Regions from separate parts of the Mus musculus genome. Here all the other regions are linked to region 5. A link is a loop called in an ENCODE intact Hi-C map of the cell type or tissue named here. Cell type or tissue: heart. All regions are shown on one strand. Region 1 overlaps D6Wsu163e (DNA segment, Chr 6, Wayne State University 163, expressed). Region 2 holds the start of 9330179D12Rik (RIKEN cDNA 9330179D12 gene). Region 3 has its middle 41 kb from the start of Gm38404. Region 4 overlaps D6Wsu163e (DNA segment, Chr 6, Wayne State University 163, expressed). Region 5 has its middle 39 kb from the start of Gm52919. Region 6 has its middle 32 kb from the start of Gm38404.

The links. Peaks named below come from ENCODE experiments on the same cell type or tissue, not always from the same donor. Only the 100,000 strongest peaks of a DNase experiment are listed, where the experiment ranks them.
Region 1: it touches region 5 in a loop (3-fold over the local background); 11 of 42 quality-filtered maps call a loop at or near these places.
Region 2: it touches region 5 in a loop (7-fold over the local background); 38 of 42 quality-filtered maps call a loop at or near these places.
Region 3: a loop joins it to region 5, with 2.0 times the contacts of the local background. A loop is called at or near these places in 8 of 42 quality-filtered maps.
Region 4: it touches region 5 in a loop (8-fold over the local background); 12 of 42 quality-filtered maps call a loop at or near these places.
Region 6: a loop joins it to region 5, with 2.2 times the contacts of the local background. A loop is called at or near these places in 8 of 42 quality-filtered maps.

What each region holds. Positions count from the first base shown.
Region 1 is chr6:126,945,923-126,950,922 of GRCm38, forward strand. It overlaps D6Wsu163e (DNA segment, Chr 6, Wayne State University 163, expressed), which reads left to right. Exons shown (of 14, transcript NM_138594.3): 4 at 555-736; 5 at 4,136-4,235; 6 at 4,353-4,474. Among named protein-coding and RNA genes, the nearest start is that of D6Wsu163e, 8.5 kb to the left of the region's middle. In heart, CTCF peaks have their summits at 2,533 (motif pointing right) and 2,741; no DNase peak of the experiment used is centred here.
Region 2 is chr6:127,145,329-127,150,328 of GRCm38, forward strand. Ccnd2 (cyclin D2) reads right to left here. Exons shown (of 5, transcript NM_009829.3): 2 at 3,336-3,551; 3 at 695-854. 9330179D12Rik (RIKEN cDNA 9330179D12 gene) reads left to right here and starts at 4,061. Exons shown (of 3, transcript NR_040274.1): 1 at 4,061-4,235. In heart, CTCF peaks have their summits at 3,840 and 4,057; DNase peaks (open chromatin) are centred at 2,553, 3,393, 4,143 and 4,463; H3K4me3 peaks cover 2,626 bases; H3K27ac peaks cover 2,829 bases.
Region 3 is chr6:127,264,375-127,269,374 of GRCm38, forward strand. No RefSeq gene overlaps it. Among named protein-coding and RNA genes, the nearest start is that of Gm38404, 41 kb to the right of the region's middle. In heart, a CTCF peak has its summit at 2,626 (motif pointing right); a DNase peak (open chromatin) is centred at 1,927; H3K4me3 peaks cover 951 bases; H3K27ac peaks cover 878 bases; H3K27me3 peaks cover 1,327 bases.
Region 4 is chr6:126,953,876-126,958,875 of GRCm38, forward strand. It overlaps D6Wsu163e (DNA segment, Chr 6, Wayne State University 163, expressed), which reads left to right. Exons shown (of 14, transcript NM_138594.3): 7 at 860-966; 8 at 1,260-1,457; 9 at 1,974-2,102. Among named protein-coding and RNA genes, the nearest start is that of D6Wsu163e, 16 kb to the left of the region's middle. In heart, a CTCF peak has its summit at 2,034 (motif pointing right); no DNase peak of the experiment used is centred here.
Region 5 is chr6:127,357,334-127,362,333 of GRCm38, forward strand. No RefSeq gene overlaps it. Among named protein-coding and RNA genes, the nearest start is that of Gm52919, 39 kb to the left of the region's middle. In heart, a CTCF peak has its summit at 2,150 (motif pointing left); no DNase peak of the experiment used is centred here; H3K27ac peaks cover 974 bases.
Region 6 is chr6:127,273,472-127,278,471 of GRCm38, forward strand. No RefSeq gene overlaps it. Among named protein-coding and RNA genes, the nearest start is that of Gm38404, 32 kb to the right of the region's middle. In heart, a CTCF peak has its summit at 2,114 (motif pointing left); no DNase peak of the experiment used is centred here.

The DNA.
Region 1 (5,000 bases), 410 kb before region 5:
TCCGGGTTCCTGTCCTGCTTGAGTGCCTGTCCTCAGTTCTCGTGATAGTGAACTGAAACTGGGAGTGGAATGAACGCTTCCCTCTCCCGGTTTCTTGGATCATCATGTTTCACCATGGCCGTAGTAACCCCACCTAAGACATCTGTCATAAAACACATTCAAATGCAACTCAAGTTAGTGGTTGTGAGAAGTCCTACATCCGCACATGGATGGCGACGTGGAGGGTGTTAGCTTTGTTGTTCATCCCGTTGTGCAGGCACACACATGCATCGTGTATAGATATGAGGTCACAGCACACTGACTTTCTCACTGTCCTGGGCACTTCTGTCCCTTGCTCTGTAGGAGTACCTCATTCCTTTCCCTAGGTAATCCATAATAACAAGTTAGATTGTCTCTCTCCTCTCCGTGTTCTTTTGTTATATTTAGACAATTCTAGAATAACGGCTACATGTGTGTAAGTGCAGGGCCTCTGTGTCCCTGTGTGATGTGCATACTTTTCCCTGTAGCGTGGCCAGCGGTGCCTGCCCTGACTGAATGTGTGTGTCACCTCACAGACCACCTTAGAGCATGCGAGACCTGAGGAGCCTGACTGGGACGAAGACTTTGCAGATGTGTACCATGACCTAATCCACTCCCCGGCCTCTGAAACTCTCTTAAATCTGGAACACAACTACTTCGTTAGCATCTCAGAGCTGATTGGTGAAAGAGACGTGGAGCTGAAAAAGTTACGAGAGAGGTAATACTCATTGCTTGTGTTATTATAATTAAATGTCACACTGTGACATATGATAACCTGTAGGACAGGCAGTTTGCACTTTTATAAAATTACAACACTATGCAAAACGCTTCAAATGAGCTGTCTTCTTTGATCTTTAAGCCCCACACTTAGCATCTTCATTGTGCAGGTGAGAAAACCTTGGCTTACATGAATCCACTGATTTATCCGAGGTCAAGCTAGAATTTCAACCCAGTGGTTGAGAAAGACTTCAGAACTATTAGCCCTTCCTCCTTGCTCTGTACCTGCTTCGAACCTCTTGTGGGTGGGCTTCCTCTAAGCCACAGTATCTTTCAGTTCTCTTACAAACATCTTGCATCAGGAAGAAAATAAAAAGAACCCTAGAATCCTCCCAGGGACTTTTGATCAGCTTTGAATTCCTTCCATAGAGTCTACCTAAGACAGCAGGCAAAGAGGGCTTCGTCAGAGTAAGGAGAAAGCTGCGGCTCCTTTGATGTGAAGTGTGACTTGTCAGGTCCCTCCCTCCGGTTCTGTTGGTGTGATGCAAAGGCCGTCCTGCTAGACAGACAGTCCATTTGACTTAGCAGGTCCTTTATTAGTTTAAAAGCATTTGTTTAAGAGTATGGGTATACATACCATTGAGATGGATTTTAATATTACTTGTATGATGTTTTTGTTGTGGAAGCTTGTTAAGAGCAACTAATACTTGATTTTTTTGTGGGTGAATTAAGGTTAATACCAAGGAAGTCAACTTAGATGAGATGCCATGTGCTCTTGTTTCTCATTAGCCTCACATAAAAAAACATTAAGACTAACAGTGTGTGAATAATTTGCTTTATTTTTAAGTTATTATGGTTAATAAAAATTAAAATATAAAAAATCATAGATGGATTTCATTTCTTTCATGATGCTGAACAATGAACCCAGACCTTGAGCCTTGTGTCTAAGGATTCAGCCAACTGTCAATCAACAACACGAGGGGAAAAGAGTTATACCTACTCTGAACATTCTCAGCCTTTCTCTCCTAGTTATTGCTAACAATGCAGTATAACAACTAGTTACATGGTTGCCCTAGTCATCAGAAGTGCTCCAGAGATCAGTTATAACAAGCTGGATCGTGCAAATAGGTTGTGTGCAAATGCTCTGCCTGGAAGTCCCTGTGAGTCCCAAGGGCTACCTGTGTTGCTCAGTTCCTTTCTGCCTCCTATGTGTTCCTGGCTAGTGCTTCCACCAAGCCCAGGACTTCTTTAACCCCTGCCTGCTCCTCCTGCAGAGATCCTGTCTGGCCACCTATGGTTGGGCTGCCCTCTTTTCTGAATCGGAGGTGATTCCTATTCGGTTTATTTATTATTCTTTGAAACAGTTCCTACTCTACCACAGACAATGAAGTAACTCACTAATTATTCACCCTCTCTGGAACCTGATGATTTTTTTCTCCTGTGGTTTTTTGGCTTTGTTTGTTTGTTTGTTTGTTTTAGGAAAAGTTATATCATTTTATCACTTGACGTTCAGGTTGCAGAGTTGTTGTGCCTGGTATTCTGAGCCAGTGTGTAGTTAACATGTTATTTGAAATAGAATAGGCTCTCTTTTGAACTTAATCTAGGCAATAGCTTTAAAAGTAATTATGTGATTAGCTGCATTTTAGATACATTCAGAATGATGTAAATGTTCATGAAATTTTATTTGTTGAATTCTTTTTGTCTTTTTTTAGTGAAAAATATCCTGCTTTAATGAAACCACATTTTAGATAGTTCTTTAAACATTAGAAGGAATGGTAATAGCATTTTTTATCCACTAGAGGGAGTACTTGTAAAATATTAATGCAGATATGTAGATATTTTTGTTTCTAAATGACTCTTACTTACAAGCATCCTATTCACTGGACACTTAGTACTTTCTGAAACATTAGTGACCAGCAGTGGTGGTGCACAGCAGTGATCCCAGTTCTCATGAGGCAGAAGTACAAGGCCAGACGCGGCTGTGTCGTGAAACCCTGTCTCAGAAACCAAATCAAGCAAAAAAGCTTATGGGGCCATTGCATTGTGTATAGTACAGTGGGAGCTACGTCACACAGAGTGTTTACTTCAGAAGATGTCAAAGTGCTCATGTGTATCACTCATCACATCCATCCTACTTAAGTGTTTGAATAAGTATAAACTCAGTTTTAAGAACAGTTTACTTAACTCAATAACAGTAAAACCGTTCCATTTTGTTTATTATATATATTTAAATTTATATGTTTACTTATTTGTGTATGTGTGGAATATGTATATAGTCGTGTGGGTGTTTTCATGTATGTAGGTGGGTGGTGTGTGTGTGTGTGTGTGTGTGTGTGTGTGTGTGTGTGTGTATCTAATGTATGTGAAGCCCAGGTCAGTACTGAGTGTCTTCCTCAGTCTCTGTCCACCATCTTTTTTGAGACAGGTTTTTCAGTGAACTTGGAGCTTGTGTGTGTGTTTGGCTTGGGTGTCTGAACAGTGCCCTCCAGGGCCCTGCCTGTCTCTGCTTTTTGAGACTGGGGTCCAGATGTGCTCCCACTCTTAGCTTTCCTGTAAGATCCAACCAAACTATCTCTCAGTCCCTCAAAATATCATTTAGAATACATTTTGGATGCATTTGTATTAAAAGATACTTTTTAATTTGAGATTTTAATGAACAAATGTATTAATGCACTCAGAACAGACAATATATCATAGAAGTACGGCTCAGTAAAATTTCACAGAGCAAGCCAACCCTTGTAGCCACCACCCAATCAAGAAATGGATGTTTTCCAGCAATACCGAAGCCTCCCTAGTGCCCTCCTGGTCTCCCTAAATGACTTCTGTCTGGACTCCACCATCGCTGATTGACTTCTCCTGTAGGGAAGCCCATTCTGTCCATGGTTTCTCTGGGTGAATAGAAGGAGTAGCCCCAGGCTACACCATCAGGTTGTAGTTTACATTGCTTCTTAAAGTAACTGTGTGACTTACTGTGTATCTTTTCAACCGTAATCAGTAGTTTCTGGGTGTAGTAGACTAGCTTCCAGCATTGAGCTCCTGTCAGTTCATATCCACTCGCCTGGGAAATCTGCTTGGGCTGCTGACGGAGCTCTTTTTGAGGAACTAGATGAGAAGGGGTTGGAACTACTGAACAGCCATGAAAGCTTGCTGGATTTCATCTGTTTCCAGCTATAGATGAAGCTCAGCGTGATGATCTGGCTGCACGTGAGGCACGCTTGGTACTTGAAGTCATAGCTGTCAGTGCTCACATACTCTTTTATGAGGACTGGGAGCATTTTCAAGATGGAGTATTAAATCTCAGATATGTTATCCTTCATAAAATTAAAAATTATGTTTTCACTCGTGGCTGTATGCCCTAAACGTGTGGTGAATATATCTTATTTGTTAATTTGTGTTTTAGACAAGGTATTGAAATGGAAAAGGTGATGCAGGAGCTGGGGAAATCGCTCACAGATCAAGATGTGAATTCACTGGCTGCCCAGCACTTTGAATCCCAGCAAGTAAGTGAGATGAGGTGTGCGGCTTTACATTTGCACTCACGTTTTCTCTTTCTCGTGAAAAAATGACTGCTTGGTTCTCCCTCCCCCTCCCCCCTCCCCCTCCCTCCCTCACTTTAGGACTTAGAGAATAAATGGTCAAATGAACTGAAACAGTCTACAGCTATCCAGAAGCAAGAATATCAGGAATGGGTGATAAAGCTTCATCAGGACCTAAAAAACCCCAACAACAGCTCCCTCAGGTACTGACTGCGGGGGTGGGGGAGGGCGCTCCTGTCACTACTGATGTTTACTCTAAAGCTGAGCCTTGTTGGCTAGATATGTTTGGCAATGAAAATCCAAGATTTTATATTTTAAAGTATAATAAATCCAAGTATATAAATCCAAGATTTTATATTTTTAAAGATTGATTTGTGTTTCCTTGGTGTGCATGGGTACCTTGCCTGCACGTTTGTCTGTGAGGTGCGCTGTTGGATCTGCTGAAGCTGGAGTTCAGGCAGGTGTAAGCAACGGTGTGGGTGCTGGGAAACTGAACTCAGGTCCCCTGGAAGGAGCAGCCAGTGCTCTTAACCATTGAGCCATCTCTCCAGCCCTTTCTTATAGGTTTTTTGAGACAGAGTCTCATTATATAGCACTGCGGATCTCAGACTTGGCATTTAGCCTAGGTTGGCCTTGAATCTGGGGAAATCCCCCAGCCTCAGCATCCTAAGTGGTAGAATTACAGGCATTTTTCTTCCATTTCATTACAGCGTATTACTCTTGGCATGA
Region 2 (5,000 bases), 210 kb before region 5:
ACCATAAAACCATTCCGTTGCTACTTTGTAACTGTAATTTTGCTATTTGTGATTTCTTATGTAGATATATGATATGCAGGATATCTGATATGCAGGATATCTGATACGTAAGCCCTGTGGGATGTATCGACCCACAGGTTGAGAAATGTTGTGCTAGGGTCTTCTACCCAGGTGTGAAGCCAATAAAGCTATGTATCAAAAATCCTCTCCAGAGCTCAGAATAAACGGATCTTTGCTTAAAGGTTCACTCCCTTGTCAACAGGAAACAGCAAGAAGGCAATAAACCAGCTCCACGGTGAAGGAATTCCTTCCCCCTTATCAGGGCGGGCACCATGTTTATCTTGTCGTTGGTCCTTTAACCTATATTTGCCCCCACCTTCCTTAAATTCCCTTTAGGGCTTATCTCCAAGCCGTCCTTTTCCTCAAAAGATTAAAGATTTAAACACAACCAGAGAGCAGTATCTATAATCTTCAAAGGGCACTTTAGACACCATAAACAATATTTTAGCAGGCACCGACTCCCTTCCCCTTACCATACTTGCCCTCATAAAGAACTTACGAGTGAAGCAGAGAGAGAAAATGTTCTAGTTCCGAGAAAGCACGAGCGAGGCTCCAGGCTGGCTTACTCAGACTTGCCTAGACACCCAACCCCACCTCCCATGGCCCCGTGGAAGCCCCGTGAGCCCCCTCTCACCGGTAGCGCACAGAGCGATGAAGGTCTGCGCATGCTTGCGGATCAGGGACAGCTTCTCCTTTTGCTGGGGCAGCTTGCGAAGGATGTGCTCAATGAAGTCGTGAGGGGTGACTGCGGCCAGGTTCCACTTCAGCTTACCCAACACTACCAGTTCCCACTCCTGCAAAGGGTGGGAGGAAGAGGGCAGAGCTCTAAGAATCCATAGACTGACTCCAGGCCCGGGTTGGGGGCTGGGTTCCCGGCCAGCTCTGAAGATGCTCCTTAAGGCTCCACTGCAGCCTCATCTGTCACTGTGCCCCTCATGCTTTGAAGTTGCTCCTGGCTCTTCTTGGGCTAAAAAAAAGTCAGGCTCCACTGAAAATAATGAGAGGCCAGGTAACTACTGCCAAGACCAGCCTTTACTCTAGTTTTCTTCCTACCTCACCCCTACCCCTGACTCCACAAAATGTTCTTGCCTGCCCACTCAGAAAGGTGGGCCTATAGTAAGATCTAGCTAAGGCCACTGTGGTGCTGCGGTGAGAATTTGTTGGCTAAGTCTCTTTACTCCTCATGGAAAAAAATGATGCTTACAGATGCAGAATAGCAGAAGCCTCCTTGGCCCAACTCCTTGGCAGCCAGTTCGCTGGCCTTTCCTTGTGGGGGAAGAGTATCATTTTCCCTCTCTGCTGCCAACACCTTCCCCTTTGACACACCATGAAGAAGTCTTGGGATATGACACTCACCCTTTCACCTAAATCTTCACTGGCCTTTGTCTTCATGGCTAAAGGGCCTGAGGTGGTCACTTGTGACTCCATTTTGCACACTATGATTTGGGGCAATGTGGAGGTGCTTAAACAGGGTCAGCCCATGTACTGGGCTGTAACGGTCTCTTTTAGGGGGCTCCACTGCACCCCACTAGTAGGCTACTTTGTGCCTCTCCTTTTGTAAAATAAACATGGGGAATAATGTTCAAATGAACTGGACTAAATATAATAATACCCCAAAGAGATGCACACCTGGAAGTGCATGTCTGGGATTCTACCTCTTTAAGGCTAGAAGTTTGAGGCTAGCTTGAAATTATGCAAAGGTCCCAATTTTTGTTTGTTTTGGTTTCGTTGGGGGGGGGGGTGCAAACAAAAGGAAATGATCCTGGTCAATCAGTAGGATTCAAAAGCGCAGGATGCTACTACTGCCGGGCAGTGACTGACTCTTCAGTTCACCTGGCTCCATCTGCTAAACTTGGGGACCGGCTATAAAGCCCCTGTCAGCTGGACCAGCTATGGTGTTTCCTGGAGCAAGCTCCCCTCACGTGTAAAATAGGAAGGTTCTTCTAGGGTGCATAACTTATGGATGGGAGGAGATGGGAAGCTGGCACACTTTATTTGGAGAATTGAGTTAGCTTTGCCGGTCCTGGAAAAATTAGGGTGTCTTGAAAAATACCTCCAGTCCTCCAGCACACCAGACACATAGAAGATTCTTTTTCATGTTTTGTTTTGTTTTGTTTTTTTCTTTTTGAATAGACAAGCTGGCCTCCAATTCTAATCTTATTTTTTTTTCCTCCCCACAAGCTTTCAAGTCTGCCTGGGTTTTTTGCAGGAAGTTAGGATAAAAAAAAAAAAATTCCTTAACTACGTAAAAATCAGAAATGGCTTGAATCCCAAACCCTTCCTTCTTCCAGGGCAATGTGAGCACAAACTCGTCCTCTGGCACCATTATTGAAAGAAGCAGATCTTCCAGAAGAAAGCACCTTTAGGGGCCTCTTACACCAAACCAGAAGCAGCTGAAATCTGGCAGTGTTTCAAAGGTGAAGTCATTCAGGCCCCTCTTTGCGTTCTAGGCAATTCCTCCCCCAGCCTTGCACATGTCTGCCACTAGGTGGCAGCACAGACCCAGAAAGGACGGCTCCTCACAAAGGGCTCAGTTCAAGAAGCCAGTCTTTGCCCAGGAGATTAAGCAGGCCCAGGCAATGGCAGCAAGGGGGAGGGAGTCGATAGAGGGGGTGGTCTTCTTTCACCAGTGCAAGGTGTGCAAACCACTGTAAAAGAGAGCTGCAGAACCTTCAGTGTGTGGCATTAACATGGGGGTAGGGGGAAGTGCATGAGAAAAAAAAAGGTAGATGGTTGGGAGAAAACCAAGACAGGACCCCCTGGGGACTGTATCCAGGTCACTGTGCCTTTTGGAGCTGAACTCTCATGCTTCAGATCCACCAATAGAAAGGCAGATGTTGATTTTGCATCCAAGTTAATATGTTCATACTTAGTGCTTTGTTGGTACTTAGTGATCAGCTACTATGTTTGTCCATGAGACTTTATTGGTCTTTAAGACATTACCTGTTACACCTCCAGGGTCTTGGGAAACAACACAAACTAGAATGTGAGAAATCAGACCGTGTTCTCAGGGTTCAGTGGAAATCTGGACCTTAATTATAACATCATTAACTAGAATATTCTATTTATGCCCCCCCCCCACCCACACACACAACAGAATTTCACCCTCATGAATTTCCATGAGGCACTGATAGCTTTGCTCACTCCCTGATGTGGGAAGACTAGCTCTCTCCTACTAAAGGACATCTTTTTTTTTTTTCTTACAGTCTTGGTTAGTGTGGCGGCCTTAGTGTGATGGGGAAGGGCAGAGTCAGGAGCAGGGAGGGCGGCATTACCAGCAGCTCCTGGGGCTTCACAGAGTTGTCGGTGTAAATGCACAGCTTTTCCGCAGTCAGCGGGATGGTCTCTTTCAGCTTGGAAGCTAGGAACATGCACACTGCACCCAGGAGCTGAAGATGGGTCTTAGGAGTCGGGACTCCAGCCAAGAAACGGTCCAGGTAATTCATGGCCAGAGGAAAGACCTCTTCTTCACACTTTTGTTCCTCACAGACCTACAATCAAGAGTGGGGTAGGGTCCGAGGGGGATAGGGAAAAATTAGTATCAGAAACAGAGGGAAAAGAAAAATAAAAGCATAATCTGAGATAACAAAAAGAATTTTTTATGTGTGTGTGGGGAGGGGGAGGAGAGTAGAAAGGATAGTAAGAATAGAGATGAGAACGGTGGGGTAAATCCGAAGGGCTCCTGGGGTTCGGGTATTCCCGCAAAGCTGAAAAAGGTGATGAACTAAAACCTCCACAAACCCCAAGGCAAAGCCCAGAGCCGCCGCCGCCTGCCGTTCCCTCTGGCTCACTTCTCAGCACACCAACTCACTCTTTTTTGGATTTCGTCATCTTTTCAAAAAATCAATAAAAATATTCTGGAAGCTCCGAAAGTCTACTTCTTGGTCTCGTTCGGATCCTCAGATCCTATTCTACCATTCCCGACAATTGAAAAAAATGTCCAGGGTGGTCTCGGCGGTCCAGGGGCCGCTGTTCGGTGGGTGGGTGGAGGAGAGAGGGGGAGGGAGGAGGAGGAAGCGCGCCTCGGCCGGCCGCCGCAGTTGGAGTCGGAGCAGGGGGGAGCAGTTTCAAAAAATTATTAAAAATCGAGGGAAAATCCTAGAAACGCTCTGTGGGCCTGAAAACCCCAGAGAGGTCCCAGGCTCCCTGGAAAAGAGGTTTCGGGTGTCCGTAAGGTCGGTATCTCCACCCCAGGGGCTCTAGATCTCAGTGGGGGAAACTTGCGGAGTGTTCGGCTGCGGCCCACAAGGGCAGTAGCTAGGAAGGCTGTGCCTGCTGGGGGTTGGGTGAGACGAAACCAGGGAACCCCCCTCCAGGAGGCATGCGGGACTCTGACCTCTCATTTGGGGGTGCCCCCTAGCCTGCTCTACACACCTCCTCCCCCGCTTCCTACCCCACCCAAATCTGCGCGCTCAAGAAGCAGCCAAACTGTAAGTAACCTTGGTGAACCGAGGGCTGGGGAAGAGGGCACGATCAGAAAGAGGGTGCCCAGGATCATGGGGTGCTGAGAGGGGGTGGGGGCGCCGGCGAATGTTGCCAGTCCTTGTAAATGGAGTTTGCAAAGCAACATGGCGAAACCACGGCAGGTCCAGAGCTGTGCATACGTGGGCACCCTGCTCTCTCGGCAAAGATTGCAAGCAAGGCTAAAGCAGCGGTTCTTTCAGATTGCCCTAAACGCACGTTTTTTTCAGTATGACTTCCGGGGCTCTCCTGAATTCCCTGTTTCTCCCCCACCCCCACCTCCTGCCAAAGTGCCAACGCGGAGTCCTAAGGCTCAGACGGTTTGCCCCAACCCTGAGAGTCGGGGGCGGGGGGGGGCTCTTTATATGTTGGTATGGATTGTTAGGTCGCAACACCCTCTGGGGCCTCACTGAAGGCAGCCGGGGTTGCTTCCACACCACAGGTCAGAAATGGAGATGGGAAGACGAGGAAGCCACATG
Region 3 (5,000 bases), 93 kb before region 5:
GTATTGCATGGCCAGAGCCAGGGTCAAGGAAAACCAGGGGCACTGAGGTGGGGTGGCATGTTTCCTGGAGGAGCCCCTTGGCAGGGAACTTGACAGATGGCACCACCTCTCCCCTCCCCCCTTCTGTTCAACATGGTGAAGAATAACTCCAGATGGGAAAAGATAAATATAGCTCTCTTTCTACCCCTGCTCCCGTGTGTGTGTGTATCTGTCCATCAGTGTCTGTCTGTCTGTGCACACAAGTGCACGTCCATCCAATCCATGCACGGAAGCCTGAAGTCCACAGTAGGTTGTCAGGAATAATAGTTTCTGCTCCTTATTTTTTTGAGACAACTTCTGCCCCTGAGCCTGGAGCTCACTGATTCACCTGGGCTGGCTGGCCACCAAGCCTCAGCATCCACCTGTCTCTACCCTGCCCTCTAACACAGGGGTCACCGACATCTCACCCCATTTCTATGTTGGGTGTTGGGGATGGGAATTCGAGTCCTCATGCTTGCACAAGAAGCATTACCAGCTGAGCCATTTCTCCAGATCGTCACAGTAGCTCTTGAAGTTGTCAGTACTACTTGAACAACACAAAAGATAGGAGTCTAGAAATCCCTGACATCTAAACGGCGTTGGGTCACCAGTGGACTGAAGATATTAGTACTCATAGCATCCCTTTCCACACTCCCTGAGAGGTTGTCATGAGTGAGAATTGTCATAAAGGCACAGGATCAACAAGACTGAGGTTTCTTGGGGTGTCAACAACAAAGAACGTTGGCTACAGGTGGGGAAAGTACCGTAGTGCCCTTCCACCTGCTATGCCCAAGAAGTGCCCTCAACGGTGGTGGCAGGTGCACCACCTCCAACGTTGCTGTGAAGTTAGGGATGCTCACTAAGCATTTCTTGACTGAGACCCAAGAGACAAGTATGGGAGTTTCACATCGCCCTCTCTCTGTTTCTCTCTCTCTCTCTCTCTCTCTCTCTCTCTCTCTCTCTCTCTCTCTCTCGCCCTTTCGAGGACTTTGGGGTCATCATGCTCTTACCCAAATGGCTGCAAGGTTCCAGTGATTCTGGGAGTAAGTGTGGCTGACTGGGTGCTTGGCTGCTCACGGTGGGCCTCCCAGAGCCTTGTATGGCCATGAACTTTTACCCAGAGAAAGCCCATGTTTAGCTTCAGAATGGTTCCCTGGGGTCAGCCTTTACCGTAGTTCACAGTCCAGCACCCCCTAGGGGTTAATTTTACCACTCTAAGCTAGGAGGGGCTGGAATAGAGGACCACAAGGAGAGGAAGAGAGAGAGAGAGAGAGAGAGAGAGAGAGAGAGAGAGAGAGAGAGAGAGAGAGAGAGAGAAGAAGAAGGAGAAGGAGAAGGAGAAGGAGAAGGAGAAGGAGAAGGAGAAGGAGAAGGAGAAGGAGAAGGAGAAGGAGAAGGAGAAGAGAAGAGAAGAGAAGAGAAAGACAGAGACACAGAGAGTGGAGAGACTGAAAGACAGACAGAGACAGACTCAGAGAAGGGAGAGCTCGCAGGCTTGGGGAAGTGGGATGCTGCTTTTTGCATGAATTTATCTTTTTTTTTTCTTTCGTTTTTTTGGCAAACCACAGACCAGCTACACATTTTTTGGCAGTTTCCTGAGGATAAGCTTCGTATTTTGAGACAGGAAAAAAAAAAAAAAAAGGAAGAGTGGGAGTCTGGGGAAGAAATGAGACAGAAAGTAGTTGTTCGCTCTCCCATGAGCAGACAACACACACACACACACACACACACACACACACACACACACACACACACACACACACACACACACGACTCCTGGCAATAAGGAAGTGAGACTAGATCTTTTTCATGAATGGGGCTCAGCTCAGTCTTGCTGAACTTCCGCTCTCCCATTCACCAGCATTCAAATTTCACCTTCTGACCATCCAAGACAGCTGGCTGCCGGCCCAGGCGCTGGGAGCTGTTTGAGATCATCCTCCTGCCCACAGGAAACTGGGCGCTAACAAGAACCTTCCTTCCTGCGCTGCCGAATCCAAAGTGACCGGGATGTTTCCGGAATACCGACCTGAGGGGCACTGGCCCCTGGACTCCCCGCGCCTCCCCCCCTCCCCAGCCCTTTTCCCCAGGACCTTGCTCATCTCTGAGGAAGCTCAGAAATTCCAGCGCTTCTGCAGGCGACTGTGAAGGACGCTGACTCTCTGGGTCCGTTAATGCCTGCCTTGCAATTAAGCCAGGGGAAATGACAGTCAACATTCTGGAGGGAACACCTCACGGCCCTTCCCATGGGGTGTTGGGGCAGTTCACTGTGCTGTGGCCTGCCAGTGTGCCCCTCCTGTTCATCAGGAGGTAGCAGAGGGTGCCTGGGTTCCTCGAAATTTCCCTGTGGAAATCATTCCAAGGGGTGCCTGTATGTCTATGTAGTGGGAAAGCAAGCTGGAGGGCTTTGTCTTATTTTGCTGGTCCGCAGTTTTCTGCTTGTTGAAGGGACAATCATAAAACACTCCCAGAGCGGAGTTACTGCAAACACTGAATGGCCCAAAGTGAAAGATTCGGTTTCTAAGGCAGAGTGATGCTGGCCGCCAGCAGAGCAGTTGCCACTATTGAGAGAGAATGATGGCTTCCAGCAGCGGTGGGTGTTATAGATTTGTGGCCAGTAGGGGGCGTGCTAGTTACCGTTCTGCTGCTATGACAAAATACCCCGACAAAAGCAATTTAAGGAAGGAAGGAAAGACTTTGGCTCACAGTTGCAGGGTGCAATCCATCAGGGCAGGGGAGTCGGAAGCTTGAGGCAACTGATCACATTGTACCGGCAGAGTCAGAGAGCAGGAAGCCAGATGAACGTTGTGTTTGGCTTGATATCTCCTTTTTATTCAGCCCAGGACCCAGGCCAGGGGACGGTGACACCCATATTCAGGGTGAGTCTTCCCACCTCAATCTAATGAAGAGAGTGGCTCACAGAGCATGAGGCTAGCCCAATCTAGGAAATCCCTCCCAGGTGTGCCTAGAGGCTTGCCTCCTCGGGGAATACAGAGTCTGTCAGGATGACAGTCCTCACAGGATGAAGACAGTGACAGGTAGGGCAGACATGACCCCTGACTTGGAAACAAAGGAAGAAGAAGAGACTGGTAGGGAGAGGTTTTTTTCTCCTTTCCCTGCCTTCTCTTCTGTAGCCCCTTGTAGTGGAAAATGAAAAGGCCACCAGGTTCTTGTCCCCTCCTGAATGCTTAGTTTGTTACACAGACTCCCTGGGCTTCACATCAGATGAGTTGTAGACATTCCAGGAGGCAGGGGCATGGCTGAAAAGACCTCTAGAATTCTTCCCTACTTTCAGACCAGGAGTCTTCCCAAAGGCTGGGGCAGAGAACTGGGGCAGAGAGCTGGGGCACTGCCTTCCTGTGAATGGACTTGGAAGTATCAGGGTCTTTGCTTGGCCATGTGATTCATAGCAAAGGAACGGTGATCACGACACTGTCCTTCTAGGAATGTATTGATGCTGGAGCCATCCTTGTCCACGGGCCCATCTTCAGTACAAAGATGCTAGGAACAGAAACCACTGCTGGGGGGCGGGGTCGGGGGCGGGGTCAGGAGAGGTTGATGGACCTGTCCCCTCCTTTTCCTTCTCCCCTCTCCTCTCCTTTCTTCATTCCTCCTCCTCCTCTCTATCTCTCCCCCTCCTTTTCTCCTACCCTACCTCCCTTCCTCCTTTCCTTCCTTTTCAGGGTCTCCCTTTGTAGAGTCTTGGACTCATGAGCCTTCTACCTCAGCCTCCTGAGTTCCAGAGCTGTCATTGTGAGCCATCATGCCAGCTGGGATTCTCTTTTGAACTGAGTCATATTCAGCTTGCCTCATCCCCCGGGCCCAATGATGACTGGAATCCATTCACTTCCCTCTTTTCCAGCCTCATTCCATACTCTGTTCTCTCCACCTCTCAGAGTGAGAGAGGGAAGAAGTGCTCTGTGACAGACAGACAGACAGACAGACAGACAGACAGACAGACAGAGGAGGAACAGGACCGTTGTGATGCAAATGCTATTGGTTTATGGTGTTCTAGAAGGGTACCCCTCCCCTCTGCTTCAGGTTACGGGTTCTGGTGCCTTAGTCTGTCTCATTTCACCAACTTCCATCACCACCCCACCAGCCCATAGTTTGCACAGGAGACATTACAGCTCCCTTTGAGGAGCCAACCCCTTGGAGACCACACAGTTATTCCAAGTTCCTGCGGGTGCAATCGGTAGAACTGGGAATTCAGCTTTATTAAGTCCATTTGGGTAAAGCCCTCCCTATGGATAAAGGCACTCTTCTGTTCTTGTCTATTGATGCTAGACACTAGGACCTCATTCGCAAAAGAATTGGCTAGGAAGGTCTAGGATGGCAGAACTCCCAGCATGCCTTTTGAGAGCCTGGAGGGCACAGCAGTAGAAGGGACCCTAGGAATGCTCTGAGCCTACCCATCCTGCAGAAGTGCCTCCCCATGTTTGTGCTCCTTCACTCGCAGCTAGAGGATTCTCCTAGCTGCAAGATGGCAGCTATGGCTGTGTGGAGCTGCTTTCCAGAGTTTCTCTTGCTGATCCTGTCTGTTTTATCCTTGGTTCTCTCTCTGTTTGAGTTCCTGGGGCACCTCACAGACAGTATCAAATTTAAATGTCCCAAGAAAGACTTAGACAGGCTAGTGGCTACCTGCCATCAGTTGTTCTCACCTTGTTTTCAGGCTGTGGTTGCCATGTTGCAGGGACCAACACTGTGGCCCATGGTTGGGGCAAAGTCCCCATTCTGTTTACTTGGTTCTACCATTTCTTGTTTAAAGACTCAGGGACCTGAAGCTCTGAGTCGGGAGCCAGCTTGCCCGAGGCCACACCTAGGAGAGATGAATGCAGCTCTCAATGCAAGCTGCAAAGTCCAAGAATTTACCACACCCTGGTGCCTCTCTGCAAAGACGCGCCTGTGTTTGAGTGTAGCTTTTCTTTGTGTGTTAAAAGTAGCCAGTCACATTTTAAATCACAATAAAGTTAGAATTCCTGCCA
Region 4 (5,000 bases), 400 kb before region 5:
GCCATGGGTTTGAATTGAGCAGTTATGTGGTCATAGCTTCTCTAGGATAACTTTACCCCAGAGCAAAGAAAACTGTCTAGTGAGAAGAGAATGCATCCAGACAGGGAAGTGTCAAAGGAACCTTTCGGTTCTTGATTTATCTGGCCTTTTAATTAAAAGCACTTAAAACTGTCTTGTAAATTACTGTTATTATAATGGTCATCATCATTATCATTATAATCGTGTGTGTGTTTGTGTATATGTGTGTGTGTGTGAATATGTGTATATGTGTGTGGGTGTGTGTGTGTATGAGTGAGCAGTGGGAAAATTAGAGGACACTTGCAGAAGTTTTTTTCCTCCCGCAATCCGTCCTAGCATCAAACTTAATGCTCTGCCAGCCTTGTGAAGCAAGGGCTTTTACCTGCTGAGCCATCACAGCAGCCCAAGGTTTTAATTTTTAATCTTCATTGCTGTCACCTCATCTATTTTATAATTTTGTTTAGAATTTGCCCTGTCTTGAGAATTCTTATGTATGTCTGATATGGCTTTTAATGATATTACATATTAGTTCCTCAGCTAATCCCTGAATCATTTTTAAACCACTAGGAAATACTAAGTGGAGATGTGTTAGTTGATATTGTAATGACTGAAGAGAATCATCCGCATTGCTTGCTCTGAGGAGGAAGTAGAGGACGTGTGGGGCTTTCGGGAGCCGCTGCTGCTGTGCTCTTGCTTGTCACCGTGGATTAACATGACTTTAGGGAGAAATTAAGCTCTGTGTCAGCTGTTCAGTTCTCTCGTTTCGTGGCGAGCTTACTGTTCTCTGACAGAACTTGTGGTGACTGTGCAATGGGTATAACCGTAATTGTATTAATTTCAGTGAAGAGATTAAAGTGCAGCCGAGTCAGTTCAGAGAGTCTGCGGACGCTGCTGGGAGGATCTACGAGGAACAGAGGAAGCTGGAGGAGAGCTTCACCATTCACCTGGGTATGGGAGCTCCCTCAGCAGCACAAGGAGCCTCGGGCGGACGTCCTGCAGTGAGCAGGACCTGCCCTCTGTATCTGGCCCCAACTCACCACCCGCTCCACAAAGGCTAGAGTTTATGTTCTAGCTAACATATTTGCAGATCAATTATAATGGCTATTAACATGGGCGACGGGAGAGCCACTTTTAGTTATTATTTGGGACATGGATCTACCCACAGTCTTGTCACAGACGTTTGCATCCACTATAGGATTTCTGTAGCTGTCTCGGTGTCTCTCTGTGCTGTCCACCCCTAGGAGCCCAGTTGAAGACCATGCACAACCTGCGGCTGCTGAGGGCAGACATGCTGGACTTCTGTAAGCATAAGAGAACTCACGGGAGCGGCGTGAAGCTCCACCGTCTGCAGACAGCACTGTCCCTCTACTCCACGTCTCTCTGTGGCCTGGTTTTGCTAGTAGATAATCGAATTAATTCATATAGCGGCATCAAAAGAGGTGAGTAGGTACCATGCAGATCTATCTCACCACATTTCTCTCAGTAATTCCATTTTTGTAGAGGAGTCTCACACTGTAGCCCATCCTGATCTTGAACTCAAAGCAGTCCTCCTGCCTCTGCTTTCTAAGTGGTGGAGTAACAGACAAGTAAAAATAATAATCTAACTATAAGTACATTTTTTATTTTAGAACAGGGCCTGCTGAGTGATCTTACCCAGTGTCCCCCATGCCGTCCAAGTCAAACAAAACCAGCACTTCTTATTGTTTACAGACACTGGGGATAGATTATAACCATAGTGTGTGTTATTTAAAGATGACTTGGAGGTGTATTAGAATGTACTTCTGAGAGTGGAGTGTTGGGAGAAATTGTTGTACCCACACATTCAAATGTGCGGTTATTACAAACAACAAGAAATCATATTTACAAACTTCATCTCCCCCTTAGATCTCATTTTCTATAAGTAAATGATAAATTTTTGATGGTTTACACTTAGAATGATGCTTTGGATCCCTTAGATTTTGCCACAGTTTGCCAAGAATGTACGGACTTCCACTTCCCACGGATTGAGGAACAACTGGAAGTTGTCCAGCAGGTGGCGCTGTACGCGAGAACCCAACGCAAGAGCAAGTGCAAAGAGGCCCGCGGTCAGTGATGCAGCATCCTTAAAGCCCCTAGACACCAACCACTAAAGCACGCAGAGTTCATAGCAGCGGGGCTTACAAAAAACCCAAAATTTAATATCTTCAGAAGCTAGGGGTTTTCCCCCAAATTTTCTCTTTCTTTCTTTCCCTTTCCTTTCTTTCTCTCTTTCTTTCTTCCTTTTTTTTCTCAGTTGATTTTTCTTTCAAGATCTTTAGTAAAAACCATGATAAAATTTCATTGCCATACTTAAGTAAGAGCTTTCGAAAAGTTTGCTTTCGAACCACACTGTCTCTAATGGCTAGACCATGTCTATAAAGGGCATTAAAGTCACAGTTAAAATGGAACAAACCCGAGGTTTTCCGTGTTCATATTTTTGTCTGGTGCTAGGGATTGACTGCAGCCCCTTCTCATGCCACGCATGTGCTGGTCCACGGCGTGCACCCCAGCCCTGAGCCATCTCTGGCTTTGTGACTTTAGGGCTGTTTTAGTTGTTCTAGAGAGAGAGAGACAGAGAGAGAGAGAGAGGGAGAGAGAGAGAGAGAGAGACTGTTGTGGTTAAAAGACTCTTTTTCCCTGTATTTATCTACAATACAACGTCCTTTCAAATTACTTAGAATTTTGTTGGAAATTTTTCAAACGTACTGAAGTATACTTTATAATTACTTCTACTTCATCTACCCTGCCCTAACTTCTGAAATTCTAGAACCTTCCAAAAGAGTGCCACCAATTGGGAAGCTAGCATTTAAATCATGAGCCAATGAAGGATGCTATGTCTTCAAATCATAGCCACACTAATCACCCCAAACTAAGCAAAGTGTCTGTCGCCCGAGAGGCTGCTCCTTGGCTCCCTGTGGTGAGAGCATCAGGGCTGTGCCTTGATAAGGGTCACGTATGTAGTGGGTCATAGCCATATTTTTATGCATCAGCTCTCTGAAACTTATTCAGCCTGTAGAACAAACTTCATATCCCTTGACCAATATCTCTGTGTTTTCCCCTTCCTCATCCCATGTTAGCTGTTACTTTGTTCTGTTAGTTCAACGGTTCCAGACTGTCCTCAGTAAGTCTTCCTTCTGGATGGTGCTCCAGGAGCACCAGGAGATGCTGCAGTCCACGGGCAGTACTGAACTTGCATCCATCCTAGTCTTTATTACATGTACATAACTTGTCAGTTTTCACCTTTCACTTAACGGGCTTCTCTTTGTCACATCTGAATCGTCAGCATCGCTGGTCTCAAGCTGTGAAACCCAGCAGGTAGCAATGCACACTGTGAATCCACTGGTCAGAGGGATGAGTTATGTCCTGAATGGAACAGAATAGGGTGGTGTGACACTTCGTCTTGTTGCTTGGATTGGCATGCAATTGAAGACTTGTGAGCTGTTATCTTTGGAGTTGTTTGATGTTTCTGAACCACAGCTGATGGTGGATAACTGAGACCACAGAAGGGAAAACTGAGATGGAAGGGGGCTGCTGCCCCTCCTTCCTATCCTGCCTGCCTGTGCCTTCCAGATATGTTTGTATGTACAGAAGCATGTGTGTCTAGTTGTCCTTCTTACACAGTGACACTTTGTATACATGTGGCTCCGTAGGCATTGCACTGAGGGCCTGCCCTGGAGGCCAGGCCCTCAGTCCAGAAGCCCCTTCGTGCCCTTTGCTGTTGTGTAGTAGTGCATTGCAGGTACCTGGGGCGGGTCAGTCCCCCGTGAGTAGGTATTTATTCTTCAATATTTAATTGTAAGCAGTAGTACATAAATAACAATAAATAATTGTGGCTCTGCTGGAGCACCATTACATTTCAGGACCAGGACACCAGTATAGAGGTGATCCCAACAGAGGACTGTGTAGAGTAGTTCACGGTGTCTTCTTATGCTGTTATCCTCTTCCTCCACCTCCCAAGCAAGTGATGATGTGGTCAGAAATATGTTCCCATATATGTTTTAAAATGTTTAATGCATTTTAGTTAGATAATTTTCTCACTTTTCCCTTCTCTTTGCTCCCTCAGCTCCGTCCAAGGATTTTTAATCTCAGTCGTAGTGACAGAGTGTGTGAAGGTGGAGGTCATGGGTGTGGGCAAGGGAGGAGGATTTTACGTCTGTGAGCTATAGCGTGCAGTACACGACAGGGAGTTTGAAAACCACCTACATTTAAGGTGGCACGTATGTGGCTTGGGATTTTGTTCTTGTGAAAGCAACTGTGTTGTGATTTGAATGAGGCAGTAGAGTAAGGCACTTTGTAAAAGACCAACTTTCTTTTTTTGTTTGTTTGGTTGTTTTAAGATGGGGTCTCAGTATGTACCCAGCCTTCCCAGAACTCACTGTGTAGCCTAGGCTAGCCTTGAACTTGTGATCCTCCTCCTTCAGCCTCTTAAAGGCACTTGTATGTTATAGAAAGTCTTGGGAAAAAACTTCTGAGTCTTCTTCATCTGCACACGACTACATTTTTTGTTCATCACGCTTGCATCCTGATATACAAGTACCTGTTTATTCTAAGGTCTCTCATTCATTTTTTACTGTGGTTGTTATGTTCATTGTATTTTCATAGTTTATGATAAAACATATGAATATCATATTTTCCATCAAAATCACCTCCTTTTACTGCTAAGGAACATGTGACTCGTAAAAACCTGGGCAGAAGAGTGGGCTGTGAGCTCCTCTCTTGTTTCTTTTTCTCTTTTCTGTTTATTTTGAGATTGTATTTTAATTACGTTTCTTCCTTCTCTTTCCTCCCTCCACACCTTCCCATCTACCCTGCCCTCTATCCTTAAAATGTGTGCTCTCTTTTCTTCATGAGTTGTTACTGCATGTAGATATTGTATTTGTATGTATATATTTATTCCCAAATGGAACCTGCTGAGTCCATGCAACACTATTGTGTGCCTGTTTGGGGAGCTGACTGTTTGCCAC
Region 5 (5,000 bases):
TGGTCCACACAAATCTGACAGACCAACATTAATATTTTGATTTACACCGAAAGTCAAAAATGTACCTAGAATACACGTGCCTTCCACACACTACTGCAACAAGCACGGCTGTGTACAACACACACATTCAACAGCTCCTGCATGACTTAATCAGTTAGCATCGACATGCTCAAGGCCGTGACATTTCTATCTATCTTGTTTCACACTAGAAAAAGAACAGAAATCATTCCTGCCTCCTAAGTATCCTGGGTTGCCATGATGCTACGGCTTAGACGATCTTTATGTACAGCGTTTGATTCTTTATGTACAGCATCTGATACCAGACACCATTCTTTTCAGTCATCTCTTACCTAGGAGGAGTGGCTCCACCATCAAGTTGGCCTTAAAAGATTTCTAAAATGTCTTTGGGGGCAGGGATTTGCATCAGCCACACGCATGAGCATGCGGGCTGCGTGCCCTTTCAGCCTCTCCAGGCTACTCATAACCCCCAGGCCCTCAAAGGCATGTGGATTCCCAGTAATTATGCAGGAAAGCATAGCTTAGAACCAGGAAGATGAGAGATGTCATCGTGGGGCAGCAATGCTTGCTTTGTGGTCTCTTTATGCTCAGGGTGTATCTACAGGGCTGTGGGTATTTGCTATAACTGAGGAAAATGAATTCCAAACACCAAACAGCCCCAACCTGCACCTCTCCAAAGTCTACCCTTTCATCTCTGCAGCAAGCCAAGCGCACAAGTAGTGAGCACTTTGGGGGACCTCCCACCAGGAAGCCTATCTTAAACTCTCCAAAGAACTCCATGTCCTTGCTGTGTGCGACATGCATGGGCCCTTGTTTGGGTGTTTTGATATATTTTTTTCTGTTCTAACCCCTCTTTATGTCTGCAAGATACTTCATGATATACTCTGCCCCAGGTGGCCCAAACTGACTTTAGTAACGCTGACTTTCAGGAATGTGTGTTGCCTTGGGGGTTGAGGGAGAGTCACTTATGATCAGCTAGTGCCCCAGGCCACATCAATTTGTTGTTGTGCCTACTAGTGAGCCTTCTCTGCAGGCATTCCCCTCTATATTCCAAGGGCTTGACATATCAGCATTGAAAGTGGCCAGTCAGTGAATCTTACTTATCAGATAAAATGTGTGAGGGTCAGAAAACCTCAGAGACAAAGGGCTTCCCCAAGGTTGATAGGAAACTATTATTCTGGGAGCAAAGAGTTTTATCTCTTAGAATTTTTGAAGAGAGGAATACAGGAAAACTCAACCATCAAGACTCAGAATACAGGGCTGGCGAGATGGCTCAGCAGGTAAGAGCACTGACTGCTCTTCCAAAGGTCCTGAGTTCAAATCCCAGCAACCACATGGTGGCTCACAACCACCCGTAATGAGATCTGACGCCCTCTTCTGGAACGTCTGAAGATAGCTACAGTGTACTTACATATAATAAAGAAATAAATCTTTTAAAAAAAGACTCAGAATACAGGCCCTGGGGTATCAGGGGCTCCAGGGAGATGAAAAACAAAACAAAACAAAACAAAACCAAAACACAGACCATGACAATAATGGATGCAGGCCCCCTCTTGGTCAGTCAATGGATTTCCCTCACAGGTTCACTCTCAGTCAGTCAGTGGGTTACCCTCACTGTGGTGGTATTGACAGCCGCTCCTTTGAACCCTGAGCAGTGTCTCTCAGGCCGGTGTGTGTCCCGCCTGCTCTCTGCCCAGAGGAGCCCAGGTTTCCTGAGCCTGGCCTCTTCTCACAATTAGATATGGTTCTGTTGGGGAGATAAAGAGAGGTCATAGGCCCTGAGAGGGGAGAGGGAAGGCGCCCGGCTCTCCTTTTCCCAGGAAACAATCCCATGGTCTTTGAAAGTTATTAAGAAGGAATTACCATGTAGAATTCAAGTTCATTCCAGCACACAGTGGGTTTAGCCAAATGAGGGGGGTGGGCACTTTGTGACCAAGGACTGTGACCTCAACTGTCCATCACTGAAGTGTAGAAACTGACCAGAGATAGGTCATTCTATCTTGAAGGGAACTACAGGAAAAAGGTAGCTTAGACAGATGAACTAAGGAAGTATGCATATGATTTTTTAAAAAAACCCAAAGATTAATTTATGGCCATTGGACAGTAAATGACAGGACGTCACTGCCCTCTGCTGGTAGCAGCGTCCTCACCATGTTGGCCCCTGAGTTTTCCTTTGCTTGGAAACTGGTTTGAAGACTCAGGCAAACAGCTTTTGGAACAGCTTCATGATAAAGGGCCACTCCTTGGTTTCAGGTGAGCCGTGTGCTCACTCATTCCCCAGGCTGCAGGCGAAGTGGGCAGCCAGCCACACATACTCCACTGAAGGAAGCCTTTCTGCTCCATGTCTCAGTAGTGAGGGCCACAGACTTCCTCCTAGCCAGTGTTAACGCCTGAGTCATAGCCCCATACTCGCAGAGTGCAGCTTAAGACTCTCCTGCCTGCCCGTAACTCAGGACTCTCAGAACATAGCAAACAGGATCCCTCCTTTCTGTTCAGTACGAGCTGGGCTGCTTTTCACGGAATCCGCCAGTTCGGTTGCAACCACACAAATCAGAATTGCGAGATGCCCAGTTCCAGATGGGAAACCCATCTGACAGCTCCCACCGATCCTTAAGTTATGGAGGCTGTCTACCTCTTGGCCCAAGAGTCCATCCTGGCTGCTGGTTCTGGGGAACACGATCAGGGGTCTTCCCTTCAACCCCCTACCCCAACATTCTCTGCAGGCTTTGTTTATCTTTGAGCTGTTCTAGGCATCTAAACGTACATGGATCTATCCAGAACTTCTGACACTGGAGGCATCTATCTATCTATCTATCTATCTATCTATCTATCTATCTATCTATCTATCTATCTATCTATCTATTGCCATTCCTTAATCTAATTAGACAAAGTACACATCTCCAACAACGATTTTGGATTAGGTAACGCAATTCACACGGGTCAACAACTAAAACAATAAAATGGCTTCAAGTAAACGTCCATCAATCTTGTTGCATTATCTACAGCCTTTCTTATGCCTCTTCTTTCCCCTGCAGGAGCCAATCATGGTTAGAACTTTCCGCTCTTTATCTCGGCATTTCTACAAACATGAACATGCAAATGTACATCAGTGTTGATTTTTTCCCCTTTAGGCTAAAAGGAAGCATGCTCTGTATTCTGTTCTAAAACCTCCCCTGCCCCAGGAAAATACATGCAGGATAACTTTCCCACATCAATACACTTCAAAACTACTCATTTCCATGATGTAACGACATCACAGTTTACTTCACTAGTGTCTTATGGATGGGCCAGGTTTATTTCTATTAGTTAAATATTTTTGTTGCCTTCTTCTTCCTCCTCTTCCTCCTCTTCCTCTTCTTCTTCTTCCTCCCCCTCCTCCTTCCCAGCCTTCATCACTATTTATACTGTTTCAAATCATGTCACAGGTGGGTCATTGTGCTTATTATCCAGCGGCTGGGAGGTAGGCGTTATCAACAGTCTAAGGTCATCCTCTGACACATGGGTGGATCTAAGCCAGCCTGGGTTATGTGAGTCTCCATCTCCAACAACAACAACAACAACAACAACAGCAGCAGCAGCAGCAGCAGCAGCAGCAGCAGCAGCAGCAGCAGCAGCAGCAGCAGGAGCAACAGGAGCAGCAGGAGCAGCAGGAGCAGCAGGAGCAGCAGGAGCAGCAGGAGCAGCAGCAGGAGCAGCAGCAGCAGCAGCCATCACCGCTGCTGCTGCAGCCGCCTGGGAGGCTTCTCAGCCCCGAGGATCAAGGCAGAGGTGTCAGTGGTTTGAAACCACTGTCACGGGAGTCAGATCTGCTTGTAAGAAATGCTGGCTGTCACCTTTTCCTGTGTGTTTTCTGGTGAGGGCAATGTTCATTCTCTCTCCTAGACAAGATCTAGGAGGTGATAGAAAAGGTGAGAGCTTCCCCCTGTGGGGACCATGTCCATTAACACAAAAGACAGGGTTGGACTGGAGAGATGCTTCAGTGGGTTGAAGTGCTCGATATGCAAGCATGAGGAACTGAATTTGGATCTGTCAGAAGCATGAAAACGCCAGGCATGGTGGAGTGCCCCTGCAACCACACTGCTACAGATATGTAACTTTAATTTTTCAAACCTTATTTTTAATGATGGTTCTTAAATGCTTTAACTACCTTTTAGCCCATCACCCCCAGAGGTGGTGGAAAAGAAAGGATCTGGGAGAAGTGGACCTGTTTTGAAAGGTTCTTTGGAGCAACTCCCATCTGTGCTGTCTGGAAATCAGCAGTTCAGTTCACAGGTCAGCAGGCAGCCATAGCTCGACCTACTTGCAAACACTTCACGGATACACCAGCAGTCCAGTTTGATCGAATCTAGTCAGCAACAGATTAGGTTGTGTCACCTAACAGAGACAGCCTCTGCTCCAGTCAGCAGGAGGGACCTGGAGGGACACCAGGAGAAGTTGTTGGCTGTGCCTCTCTCAGGGAAGCAAAGATCAGCGAAGACTCGAGACCCACAAGTGTTGCACAGCTAGCTGTACCAGAAAGCCAAGCTCTGTCCCCCGACACTCCATGGAGTCCTATCTATACCCTCCAGACATCATGTGTCCTCCACGTGCCTTGCTTCAGCATGTGTGCCCAGTCAGCCCGAGTCCACAGAATCAGCAGGAAACCGCAGCACACCACCAGATGTTTTTGGTGAATTTCTCTCTATAGGGTCCAGACAAAAGGCGCGCAACCAATATGTGTGTGTCATTAGCAAAGAATCCTTCACCATGCGTCCTTTCATGTGCTTGCTTTAGCAGAACATCCTCTTTCCTGTGAGGGCTACATTTTGACCTATAGGCTTACCCTCAGATATTAAGGGACTGTAGAGGCAGGGAAGGCAGAGGACCTCTCCTGACGGACATTTTCTGGCTTCCTCCAGGTCAGCAGGCCTGCTGTGACTTGCTGGAAGCCACGTTCAGGTGTCTGCATTGGCAGAGACACGACACCCCGGTAGACAGAAAAG
Region 6 (5,000 bases), 84 kb before region 5:
CCCCAAAGCCTTCTCCTAGGACACCTCCAGTACACAATGGATTATGCCAGGGAGACCCATTGGCTGTGACACCAACTTGGTGATCTGAAGGCAGGAAGCCATTGGGAAGGGCAGAGGAACCCCATCTCTGGTTGCGCAGAATCTGGAAGGGACAGGGCAATCTTGAAGGCTGCTAGGTTCTCAATGCACGAGCTTCACTGGCACTGATGCCTGGATCCTTAGCTAACCGACTGCCATGCGTGCCTCTAAGCAGCAGGCTGCCCTCAGGGCCTGCTGCCCTTTCCTGGGCTCCAGAGAACAAAGCCATGCACCCTCCCCTCCCTGACCCAGTGGTGTGCATAGTTTCCAGGTGCCAGAAAAGGAGAGGCAGCCCGGGCCTCCCCTGCTGAGACTCCAAGACTTCTGTCACCACAAGGCTGAACGAGGAAGAAGACTTTGATCCATTTGGGAGCAATTTTGAGTTTACAACCTGATACCACTTGGTTAGTGACTCTCTTTCTCCCAGTGATTGCCAGAGAATACACTGTGATCCTAGGAAAATGGGCTGTGAATATGTAGGGGTCTTACTGTAGGTAGGGTGGTCCATCAAAATAATGACTAAGCAGGCTTTACACCCTGTTCTCTGTCTGTCTCTGCCCACTGTCTATCTGCTGTCCAGCCATCAACTGTCTACTCACCACCTGTCCTTTCTACCTGTCTGTCTATCTATCTATCTATCTATCTATCTATCTAACTATCTATCTATCTATCTATTCAATATCTACTTATTCATCCGTCAATCATCTATCATGTTTGTATCTCTTTTATGTACTTATGCATCTATCTATATCTATGTACCTATCTGTCTATGTATGTATGAATATATTTATATGTATGTATGTATGTATGTATGTATCTATTTATGTATGTATCTATGTACCTATGCATCTATGTATCTATCTATATCTATGTACCTGTCTATGTATGCATGTATCTATATCTATCTACGTATCTATCTATCAATCATCTATCTACCTATCACCTTTCTATCTTCTATCAATATATCAATCATTCTACCTATCTCAATCAATTTATAATCTATCAATCTATCATGCATATTTCATTTATCTGTGCATCATCTAACAATCCATCAATCATCTCTTATCTAACATGAATCATGTATATCTGATCTATCATCAACCAACTGCTCTATATGTCATCTACATCAACAATCAATAAACCGTTCTACCATATATTATCCATTATTGTTCAATCAACCATCTAGTATCTATTAATCAATGTATCTATCATCATTCAGTCTATCCATCCATCTATCCTCTATCATCTTTGAATTAAAGCTCAGGATGTCTGTCCACTTATTACCTCATAGAGCAGACTGAAGGGTTTTGGAAGGGACCCAGGGAGCTGCCTCTGGGAGATGAAGCAGTGATGGCTCACACCTGCTGTGGGTATTTGCAAAGTGAGTGTGCCGAGCTTGCCACTCCTAACAAAGTGGAACACATGTGCAGTCAGCACTTAAGGCTCAGTAAATGCAACAACAGATCAGTGTCTCTGACCTGCTCTAAACCACCAGGTAGGAGGTGCTTATGAGAAGAGGAGCCATAGCCATGAGGCCTGATAAAGGACCTGGGGTAGATTTTCCCAGACAAGGGAAATGAGCATAAGGTCAAGCGGCAGCTCTTTGCAGCTAAGATGTTCTCCACTCCTTTGCCTTCAACTATATAAGAGGAGACTCAGAGGAATTGTCTGCTGATAAACTATTAAAAATAATTCCCGATGACAGGGCCGCATGTTATTTTTGGCATGGAAGTTGGAAAGAGTTCAGAGAGTTCGCAGTCATGTTTCTGTAATAAACCCCGGGTGAACCCGGTTATGTGAACGAAGTTTCACAGCATAGTCTCCACAAAACGCCACTCCCCCACTAACCCTAATATGAGTAGCACTATGCACAAACATATTCACTGAAAACTGATACACTGGTGCTGGAGAGATGGCTCAGTAGTTAAGAGCACCATCAGTTCTCCCAAGAGAACCTGGCTTTGAGTCCCAGCACCCACATGGTGGCTCACAACTCTTGGTAACTCCAGTTTCAGGAGAATCTGATGCCCTCTTCTGGCCTCCACAGGCACTGCATGCACACAATGCATAGACATGCATGTAGGCAAAACACCCACACATAAAAATAAATAATAAAAAATTTAAAAATAAAATAGATATATTCAATAAAAATCTTGGTTAAATTATTTGCGAAAAATGCAGAACCTCACACATTATAAGACATGATGAGGCCAGATGTAATGTATGCGTGGGATTCCAATATTTAGGAGCCTGAGGCAGGAGGATGGTAAGTTTGAGGTGAGTCTGGGTTACACAGTGAAACCCGTCTAAAGAATAATAATTACTTGACAGATGGCTCAGTGCTGCACAAGCAGGAAGAATTCAGATGCCCAGTGCTCACTCCAGAGCTAGACTCAGTAAGTTGTGTGTTACAGACCAGAGCAGACTGGCAAACAAGAGGAACCCTGGAGTACATTGTTCAGCCTCCTAGACAGTCGTCTCAACCAGAAACTCTCTGTCTCAAAGAGTGAGGCAGAGAGTGGTGAGGAGGACACTCAAGGGGGGCATTTGGCTTCCACATGCTCCTCATACACATGTGCACATGTGTGCATGTCTACCCACGTGAGAGGGGGAAGGGAGAGAGAGAGATTGTGTATACTTAATTGATTTTATCATACAGACTCCTTGGGCCTCACATCAGATGAACTATAGAGATTCCTAGACACTCATGTCTTATAATGCTTGGAGCAGGAGGCAGGGGCGTGGCTGAGAAGACCTTCACTATTGATATGGTGAAGACATAGGACATCCTGTGTCCTCCAGGAGGTCCCTTCTGCCTTTCTACATTCACAACTGTTCTCCGATTGCTGAGTTGTTTGAAGCTGTCATTATTATTTTTTAAACAATGCTCCTAGACATGTTCATATGTTGGTTCATATGCCAATGTCTGTTTTCATTCCTTTGATGAGCTGCTGGCCCATAAGGATATTGCATCCTTAAGTTGCCAGAGAAGTCCCCAGTCTTCCAGAGTGACAGCACAATCTCACATTGGCACCAGCAGTGCACCAAGAGCGTATGGCTCTGTTCACACACCCCGAATGAATGCTGCTGCTCATGTCTTTTCCTGCACTCATTTTTCTGAAAATGTTTTGTTTTTTTAAGACAGGACTCACATGTATAGACCTGGCTGGCCTAGACCTTGCTACATAGATGCAGCCTTGAACTTACGGAGATCCTCCTGCCTCTGTTTTGTGAGTGCTAAGCAGGTACTCTACCAAGTGAACTGCATCCAAACTCCGCAGCTATACATCTTAAAATCACGTAGGCAGATTTCCCCCCACGTACATATTCCTTTTTCAAAATTATTTTAGCTAACATAATCCTCTTTGGAGCAGCCTGTGTACACGACCACCAATCTTCCCAAGAGTTTGATAATAACTGTGTTGCTTAAGTCTAGCAATGTAGGGAACACTGACATACTTTCTTTTTAGCTTTATTTATTTACTTAAGATTATTTCTAGATTGATTTCTTTCATATATGAGTGCTCCACATGTGTGCTTGGTACCTACAGTGGCCAGAAGAGGATGTTGGGTCCCTTGGATCTGGAGATGTGGATGGTGTGACACACAATGTGGGTACTGGGACTTGAATTCTGGTCCTCGACAAGAGCAGCATGTGATCTTTCCCACTGAGCCATCTCTGAAGTTCTGGCATAGTTTCTACATTGAGTCTTTGTAAAAAATTTATTTCATGTGTGTGCCTGCATGTGTGTGTGTGTGTGTGTGTGTGTGTGAGTGTGAGTGTGTGTGTGTCAGTGTGTGCATTCTGTGCTCTTTTATTTCATTTTCCTGCCTTGTTTCTTTGGCATTTCATTAATTAAGTGCTGCAGAAAGCAGACATTCTTGCCTGGTTCCAAACTCCACGGGAAAGTAGTTAAACTGCGTTTACCTCTACAGACAGCAGTAACTGCATGGATTGTGTATTCGTTCTTTACTGGGAAATCTTACTTTGAATTGTTAAGATAGCAACAGGTAGATGTTGAAGTTTTAACAACAACAACAACAACAACAAAACAAAAAACAAACAAAAAAAACCCAACAACAAACAAAAACCCAAAATAACCCCCCCAAACAAAACAAAACAAAAAACCCAAACCTAAGGTGCCTAGAGAGATGGCTTAGTGGTTAAGAGCAGTGGCTGCTCTTCCAAAAGTCCTAAGTTCAATTCCCAGCAACCACATGTTTGCGCACAGCCATCTGTAATAGGATCTGAAGCTCACTTCTGGCACACAGGTATGCATGCAGACAGAGCACTCACACATAAAGTAAATAAATCTTTTAAACAAATTAAAATGCTCTTGGAATTCTTTTTTTTTCTTCTTCTTCCCTTCTGAATAGGGTTTTTTTTTTTTTTTTTTTTTTTACACCATAACAGCCTTGCTTCCTCAGTTGTCAGTGCATGCAGTTCTTCCTATTGCTGAGTTGTACTTGCTGGTATTTTACTGAGATTCCTTGTGGTTGTGAACATCATTGGTATTTGTGTGCTCCTGTGTTTTATCTTTTGCTGATTTGAGTACAACTAGGATTAATTCTTCTCTAAACATTTGTTGGTGTTCTTTAGGAAAATCAGTTCCTGGGATTAAAGATTTGTCTTTTGAAGGTGTTAAAATTATGAATTTAGTGTCCATGATTCTGCTCAGTTGGTAAAGGCACGCGCTGCCAAGATTGGAAACTGAGTTTCGCCTTTAAGCCCACGTGGTGGAAGGGGAGAACATAAGTCATTAAGTAAATAAATAGATGTGATAATGAAAAATATTCACTTAATTCTCTTTTTGAAAAAGATGTTTGTTTGTTTGTTTTTGTTTTGTTTGTTTTGAGGCAGGGTTTCTCTGTGTCACCCTGGCAGCCCTGGAGCTTACTCTGTAGACCAGGCTGGCCTCAAA